Linked DNA regions of Homo sapiens: region 1 is linked to region 2. Evidence: read pairs that join two places in POLR2A ChIA-PET (ENCODE). Cell type or tissue: IMR-90. All regions are shown on one strand. Links, peaks and the distances in the headings refer to the core of each region. The heading gives the core; the rest is flanking DNA. Region 1 has its middle 13 kb from the start of PAFAH1B2. Region 2 overlaps SIK3 (SIK family kinase 3).

What was found. ChIA-PET counts read pairs that join two places held together with the same protein. Peaks named below come from ENCODE experiments on the same cell type or tissue, not always from the same donor. Only the 100,000 strongest peaks of a DNase experiment are listed, where the experiment ranks them.
Region 1: POLR2A ChIA-PET joins it to region 2 with 8 read pairs; 7 of 35 experiments call an interaction of 5 or more read pairs at or near these places.

Annotation. Positions count from the first base shown.
Region 1 is chr11:117,129,407-117,133,629 of GRCh38, reverse strand. No RefSeq gene overlaps it. Among named protein-coding and RNA genes, the nearest start is that of PAFAH1B2, 13 kb to the left of the region's middle. In IMR-90, for the core only: no CTCF peak of the experiment used is centred there; no DNase peak of the experiment used is centred there.
Region 2 is chr11:116,910,667-116,915,191 of GRCh38, reverse strand. The region is part of intron 4 of SIK3 (SIK family kinase 3); the gene reads left to right. Among named protein-coding and RNA genes, the nearest start is that of APOA1, 75 kb to the right of the region's middle. In IMR-90, for the core only: no CTCF peak of the experiment used is centred there; a DNase peak (open chromatin) is centred at 1,971.

The sequences.
Region 1 (4,223 bases), core at 224-4,223, 220 kb before region 2:
CTGTCTCCTGGGTTCAAGCAATTCTCCTGCCTCAGCCTCCTGAGTAGCTGGGATTACAGGTGCCTGCCACCACACCCAGCTAATTTTTGCATTTTTAGTAGAGACGGGGTTTCACTGTGTTGGCCAGGCTGGTCTTCAACTCTACCCTTGTGATCCGCAGCCACCCCTCGGCCTCCCAAAGTGCTGAGATTACATGCTGGAGCCATGCAACCAGCCAGGACAGAGTTTTTTTTTAAAAGTGCTGAAAGGGCCAGGAGCCGTGGCTCACGCCTGTAATCCCAGCACTTTGGGAGGCTGAGGCGGGCAGATCACGAGGTCAGGCGATCGAGACCATCCTGGTTAACACGGTGAAACCCCGTCTCTCCTAAAAATACAAAAAAATTAGCCGGGCGTGGTGGCGGGTGCCTGTAGTCCCAGCTACTCGGGAGGCTGAGGCAGGAGAATGGTGTGAACCCAGGAGGCGGAGCTTGCAGTGAGCCAAGGTCGCGCCACTGCACTCCAGCCTGGGCGACAGAACGAGACTCCGTCTCAAAAAAAAAAAAAAAAAGTGCTGAAAGAAGGCTACTCTAACAGCTGTGGGTAGGATGAACTAGAGACAGGAAGAGACAGGTGACAGAAGACCAGCTAAGATGCCACCGCCTCCTTCTAGGGAGGTGGCTTGTGTGTGGGTAACAGAGACTGAGGAGGAGGAAAGGAAAGGCTCCAGGCTTTCTATGACACCACTTTCTGTCCTCCCTAGTCCCTGTCCTTACTGACCTTCTGCTCAGTCCCCTCTCACTGCACTCACTGAAGAGTGCCACCTCCCATTATCCACCACCACACCATTGTCAGAACTTCACAGTGCTTTACCTCCTTAACTCTAGACCTTTCTCCACGCTATGCCGGCTACCCACATCCTGGCCATACTCTGGACTTGTCTTTATTGGGGGTTGCTTTGCTTTTGAATGGTTTAGTTACATTCCTTGTGGGTTTTCTTATTAGATAAACAATACAAATTAACTGAAGGTAAACTGGAAAAGCAGATGAATGAAAATGAAAACAAAAAAGCACCCAGATGTTATGTTGTTCCATAACACGTTGGTAAATATCCACCCAGACCCTTTCTGTGTTTGTGTGGATGTGTGCATCTGTACATTTTCTTTTTCTTTTTTTTTTGGGACAGAATTTTACTCTTGTTACACAGGCTGGAGTGCAGTGGTGCGATCTTGGCTCACCGCAACCTCCGCCTCCTGGGTTCAAGCGATTCTCCTGCCTCAGCCTCCTGAGTAGCGGGGATTATAGGCGCGTGCCACCGCGCCTGACTGATTTTTGTATTTTTAGAAGAGATGGGTTTTCACCATGTTGGCCAGGCTGGTCTCGAACTCCTGACCTCATGTGATCCACCCCCCTCGGCCTCCCAAAGTGCTGGGATTACAGGCGTGAGCCACCACGTCCAGCCAAGAAAATTTTCTTGAGATCTTTGAGAACTTCTCATTTTTGAGAACCCCACTATACCACGTAATTTTCCAATGAAACGTGCCTGAATATTTTAAGTCATCACTTCAGATATGTAATAAGTGTAAAAGTGTGCTTCAGAAAGAGTAAAGAATTAATTCCATGCCAGGCCAAAATATACACCCTTTTCCTGGGCATGGTGGCTCGTTCCTGTAATCCCAGCACTTTGACAGAGTTTGAGACCAGCCTGGCCAACTTGGTGAGACCCCATCTCTACTAAAAATACGAAAAATTAGCCAGGTGTGGTGGCACGCACCTATAATCCCAGCTACTCAGGAGGCTAAGGCAGCAGAATCTCTAGAACCTGGGAGGCGAGGTTGCAGTGAGCCGAGATCACCCCACTGTACTCCAGCCTGGGCAACAGAGCAAGACTCTGTCTCAAAAATAAAAACAAAAACAAAACATACAACCGTTGTAGTTATCTGGGTCTCTCTTACTGGTTAAGTGCTTTGCTTTTGTTGTACAACAACCTTGAAGATAGTTTCATTCAAATTTGTGCCTCATTAAACAAACAAATCCTGTCTGGGTGCGGTGGCTCATGCCTGTAATCCCAGCACTTTGGGAGGCTGAGGCGGGTGGATCACAAGGTCAGGAGTTCGAGACCAGCCTGGCCAACATAGTGAAACCCCCGTCTCTACTAAAAAAAAAAAAAAAAATTAGCTGGGCATGGTGGCGGGTGCCTGTAATCCCAGCCACTCAGGAGGCTGAGGCAGGAGAATCGCTTGAACCCTGGAGGCAGAGATTGCAGGGAGCCAAGATTGCGCCACTGCACTCCAGCCCAGGTGACAGTGCGAGACTCCGTCTCAAAAAAAAAAAAATCATACAAATCCATTTAATAAGCCTTTTCAGGGTCTTTCTCAAGATAAAAATCCTGATTTCTGAATTCCAAGAGTCCACTGGTGTTTCTATTATAATGTCCATCTCTCTCTTTGAATTAATTACAAGTCTCTTTCCCTGACTAAATATGAATTATTCTATGGCAAGCGTCTTATACCTCTTCGTAGCCTCAGTGCCAGGGAATGCCTGGCACAACAAATATTTCTTGGTAAATGTTTAATGGATGAGTAAAGTCAAGGTTAATTTTTTTTTTTTTGAGACAGAATTTTGCTTTTGTCGCCCAGGCTGGAGGACAATGACGCCATCTCAGCTCCCCGCAACCTCTCCCTCCCGGGTTCAAGCAATTCTCCTGCTTCAGCCTCCTGAATAGCTGGGGTTACAGGCGCCTGCCACCACACCCAGCTAATTTTTGTATTTTTAGTAGAGACGGGGTTTCACTATGTTGGCCAGGCTGGTCTCCAACTCCTGACCTCAGGTGATCCACCCGCCTCGGCCTCCCAAAGTGCTAGGATAACAGGTGTGAGCCACTGCGCCCGGCTTTTTTTTTTTTTTTTTTTTTTTGAGACAGAGTCATGCTCTGTCACTCAGGCTGGAGTGTAGTGGTGTGATCTCAGCTCACTGCAACCTCTGCCTCCCAGTCTCAAGCGATTCTCCTGCCTCAGCATCCGAGTAGCTGGGATTACAGGTGTGTGCCACTACGCCTGGCTGATTTTGGTATTTTTAATAGAGACAGCATTTCACTGTGTTGGCCAGGCTGGTCTCGAACTCCTGACCTCAAGTGGTCTACTCACCTCAGCCTCTTAAAGTGCTGGGATTGCAGGCCTGAGCCATTATGCCCTGCCTAGCCGTCTTCTTTCAGAAGAGATTTGCTCACATTGGCATTTCTTTTTTTTCTTTTTCTTTTTCTTTTTTTTTTGAGACAGAGTTTCAGCTTTGTCACCCAGGCTGGAGCGCAGTGCCACGATCTAGGCTCACTGCAACCTCCACCTCCCGGGTTCAAGTGATTCTCCTGCCTCAGCCTCCCGAGTAGCTGGGACTACAGGTGCCTGCCACCACGCCCGGCTAATTTTTTGTATTTTTAGTAGAGAGAGAGTTTCACCATGTTAGCCAGGGTGGTCTCGATCTCCTGACCTCGTGATCCACCTGCCTCGGCCCCCCAAAGTGCTGGGATTACAGGCATGAGCCACCACGCCCAGCCAGGAGGATCTCTTAAGGCCAAGAGTTTGAGACCATCCTGGGCAACATAGAAAGACCCTATCTCTACAAAAAAACAAACAAATAAAAATTATCCAGGCATAGTGGTGCAGGCTTGTCATCGCAACTAATGGAGAGGCTGAAGCAGGAGAGTTGCTTGAGCCCAGGAGTTCGAGGTTACAAATAATCTTGCCACCACACTCCAGTTTGGGCGAAAGAGCAGGACCTTGTCTCTGAAAAATAATAATAAAAAGAATAAGAAAAAAAAGAGATGTTGGTTAATGGATACAAAAATACAGTAAAATACAGTTAGAATAAGTTCTAGTGTTTGATAGCAAAGTAGGGTGACTATAGTAAACAATAACTTATTGCATATTTCAAAATAGCTGGAAGATTTGGAATATTCCCAACACAAAGAAATGATAAGTATTTGTGGTGATGGATACCCGAATTACCCTGATTTGATTATTACATATTGTATGCATGTATCAAAATGTCAGATGTATCCCATAAATATGTGCAATTGTTATGTGCCAATAAAACAAGAATTGGCCGCTGGGCACCATGACTCACACCTGTAATCCCAGCACACTGGGAGGCCGAGGCAGGCGGATCACGAGGTCAGGAGTTCGAGACCAGCATGGCCAATATGGTGAAACTCTGTCTCTACTAAAAATACAAAAATTAGCCGGGCATGG
Region 2 (4,525 bases), core at 268-4,267:
CCCGCCCCATCAAAAAGAAAAAATACACATACACACACACACACACACACACACACACACACACACATATATGGCTTCCTACTAAACATGATATATCAATTTTAAATAAATACTTTTTCTTGAATAATTGAAATAAATAGTGTGGGTCACTTGTATGATGGGATAATATGAATTTGTCTTAAAATTCATAGTGAACTTTTAAATTAATTTTTAATGTACTAATGTAAAATAAAATGTCTTTTAGCTAAAGTCTCTTCTGTATCATAAATCATAGAAAAATGACAAAATTATTTTTAAAATTTCTTTCCCGGGAGGTTTTTAAGATAATACATTCCTTTGAAAGGAGTTTGTGAGTCAGAAAAGCTGGAAAATAAAAAGGTAACTGTACTGATTTCTTTACATTCTAATCCAAGTATACCATGGTTTTCTTGATCAGATTGAGTGAGTCTCTGAACTGTTGATAGAACCTTCTTCAGGAAAGCCCCATTTCTCTAGAATATACCAATTGCCCCTCTGGAACTTTTCCTTAAAACTCATCCAGTGGTTATAATTATATAGTTACATGTGTGCTTGTTTCATGTGTATCTCCCCCACTGGACTAATCTGCTACATGAGGGCAGGGACCATGTCTGTCTTGTTCACCTTGTACTGAGAATACATTTGTGGTCCATCAAAAAATTGAGGAGGCAGGCCGGGCGTGGTGGCTCATGCTTGTAATCCCAGCACTTTGGGACCTGGGCGGATTACCTGAGGTCAGGAGTTCGAGACCAGCCTGGCCAACATGGTGAAACCTTGTCTCTACTAAAAATACAAAAATCAGCCAGCTGTGGTGGCACATGCCTGTAGTCCCAGCTACTTGGGAGGCTGAAACAGGAGAATTGCTTGAACCCAGGAGGTGGAGGCTGCAGTGACCCAAAATGGTGGCATTGCACTCTAGCCTGGGCGACAGAGTGAGACTCCATCTCAAAAAAAAAAAAAAAAAAAATTGAGAAGGGGAGTACTTTATTCCCATTATCATATTTTCACATCACCTTTCAGTTGGGTTACTTTTCAGATGTCTGCTCTCATTTGAAGTTTTTTTTTGTTTGTTTGTTTCCTATTAGCTTTAATCTAAGATAGTATTTTGTTACCTACTCTTAATTTCTAGGTAACACCTTAGAGCTTCTTAAGTGACAATCCTATCTTCTTTTCTCTAAAAGTAGGCTTCTGCTTATCAGACCATATGTCTTAGTTTTTAATTTGGAAAAAGGTTTTTGTTTTGTTTTTTTGTTTGTGGTTTTTTGTTTATTTGTTTGTTTTTTTGAGACACAGTCTCACTGTGTCACCCAGGCTGGAGTGCAGTGGCCCGATCTCTGCCCACTGCAACCTCTGCCTCCTGGGTTCAAGTGATTCAAGAGAATTTAAGGGGACACTGATTCATCCTGTTCTATAAAAGGCACACTAAAATTTTGTATACCATGCTCACCTATCATTATTAGAAACTTACCTGATTAAATGATTAGGCTTTTATTGTTCTTGTTGATATTCTTTACAATCATGACTATGATATACTCATTAATGTTTTTAAGAATTCCGATGAGTACTGTTTGCATGTGTTGTAGAAAGTGTCTCATTATAATCCTTTCCTTTATACATCTAGTCAGTACTGAGTTTGATGCAAAGATCCTATATTGAGGAGGTGTTTGGGGATTTATATGAGAAGGGTTGGATGTTGCTATCTAAAATAAATAGAGTGGAGAAGACTGGTTTATTACTTCATTTAAAATAGCTGAGTTCAGCTATTGTACCTGCTAAGGTGTTTTGGGATAAAAATACATAAGTCACTCATTGGAAATGCCAATATAATGCTGATCCAAATCTCCCCCCAAATAAGATGATTACTTGATTTTTTTTTTTTCCTTGAAGGAATTTTCTCTTGTGTATATATGCTAAGGCTGTGAGTCAGGAGTTTTTGGCATTACTTCTCTATTAGCTCCTAGTGAGGAAGTTCAGCCAGGGGTTGAAGTGATTACTAAATCCTGAGGACTTCCCAATATCTGTTTTTAAGAGTGAACTAATATTGTGACTTCTGAGAACTTTGAAACTCATCCTTTGTCACTACCACAATTCTGAGATCCACACACTTGACTTTTGTTTTGTTCAATTTCAAATAAAGCCCTTAGGTCATATGGTTTGGCCAGTGACATTATATAGGAAAAGCAGATTTAATTCCTTATTAGCGTCATGTTCCATTTTAATAGTCAGGAGAACATTCTAAATCCTATTTATATACTGTTCTTACACCAGTCTTGATCTTTGGTTCTTTGCATCATTTCTAGCAGCAACATTTCTAATTATTAGAAATTTCTAATAATTGGAAATTAATCAAGGACCTAATTATTTCTGTCTTCATCTTTGGGTCTCTAATTGCAAATGCAGTATTGGGATTGTGAATCCTCAGAAGCTTTTAGCTTTGAAAACATGAAGGATCTTGTCACAGTGATTTTTGGTGAGGTTGTTCATTTAGGGTAAGTAAATATCTTCCCACTTCACTTTTTCCCCTCTGCTCCCTGCTTCCAAGCTGTTTACTTATACAGCAAGGAAGTGAAGCACAAGTTACCCTTGGAAAGCAGGGTTGTCCGTCGCTCAAAGCTGTACTGTATTGCCTTAGAGACACTGAGAACACTAGTACTGGCTGGAAAGTTGTGCCTAATCTGTTTACATCTGCTTTGGATTGTTCTTTGGTTAGCCAAAAAAGAAGTCAAGTTCATTGCTCTAAAGTGGTAGACCAAATAAGAAAATTGCCTGTTGCAGTTGCCCTGATTTATAAATTAATGCCGCCCGTTTTGCTCTTTTCCCTTACCACATAGACATATCCAGTTGATGATATACTTATTTTTAGGGATATCAGTTATCACTACCTTATATATCCCCAGGCTCCTGATCTCACCTCCAACAAAGAATTCCAAGTCTCAAAATTGATAGTAAGCTCTGGTATTTAAGCCTTCCTAGAAGACAGTCATATGGTTCAAATTAAAGTCTCCTGCTCTGTATTAAGAGAAAGGGATTTAAGTTGCCATTTCAGCCTGCGGACAAATGCTAACCAACTAGGGTGTTGGGGGTTGGAAAGCAACTTAACAAATTATATTGAGAGCCACTTGCGAGTGGAGAAATAAATGACCATGGCCACATGAAGAGACCAACTTCGCTCCACTCATATGGCTTCTGTTGTGTAGGTGTGCGTATCCATCTTAACCAGCTTCTTCTGTTTCTCCCTGTTCTTCCGTAACTCTTTAGAATATTCATCATTTTAATGTTGACTCTGTAGGTCATACATCTTTCCCATTGCCAGTAAATAAGCAGTAAGGGATATCAAGTATTTTATCGGCATCAGTACCTGAGAATTACATAAAACTAACTGCTCAGTGTTTTTGTTCTTATTGTTCAAGATGATGTCTTAAAGTCTTTATACTTAAAATAAAAATTTTAGTTATAGAATAATGTAAGCATACTATAGAAAATTTAAACAGCAACAAAACCGTTTTAAATATTCAAGCTGCAATCCCACCTCTGAAACCATTGTTAACATTTTGAATGCATTTTCTTTTGTCTTTTTACTATGCATGTTTTTCATACTTATAATCAGTGTATTTACAATTTTATATTTCCCATGTTGCTCCATATAGTCATCATTTTTTTTTTTTGAGACAGAGTCTGGCTCTGTCTTGCCCAGGCTGGAGTTCAGTGCCACCATCTCGGGTCACTGCAGCCTCCGCCTCCCGGGTTCAAGCAGTTCTCCTGTCTCAGCCTCCCAAGTAGCTGGGACTACAGGCATGTGCCACCACACCCAGCTAATTTTGTATTTTTAGTAGAGATGGTGTTTCACCGTGTTGACCAGGCTGGTCTCGAACTCCTGACCTCAGGTGATCCACCTGCCTCGGCCTCCCAAAGTGCTGGGATTACAGGCATGAGCCACTGCACCTGGCCTCATCATTTTTAATGAGTGCACATCAAGTAGATGTACCATAATTTACCTGATCTACCCCATATTGTTTTTGTTTTGTTTTGTTTTGTTTTAAAAGACAGGGTTTCGCTCTGTCACCCAGGTTGGAGTGCAGTGGCATGATCATGGTTCACTGCACCTTGAACTCCTGGGCTCCAGGGATCCTCTGGCCTCAGCCTCCCAAGTAGCTGGAACTACAGGTGTGCGCCGCTTCACCAGGCACCATATTGTTTTATGATCTCACCAATTCTTGGTATTAGCACAATCCTCACTTTTTCTTTGGCATTTATTACTGCATTCTAAAACTTCAAAGTGTGTTTACTTAACCTTTTGAACGTACAGGGAATCCTTTCTTTGCCTTAAGTTTCTGTGTTTTTTTTGTTGTTGTTGTTCTTGTTTTTCACTTACATTGAAGTTGTCATTCTTCTGGATTTTTTTTCCTTTATATTTCACCAGCATTTGGCCTGCTAGCACTCTTCATCTTGAGCCATGTGAACTAAACTTCAGCTTATGGTAGTCTAGTTTACTTTATGTCTTCTGGAA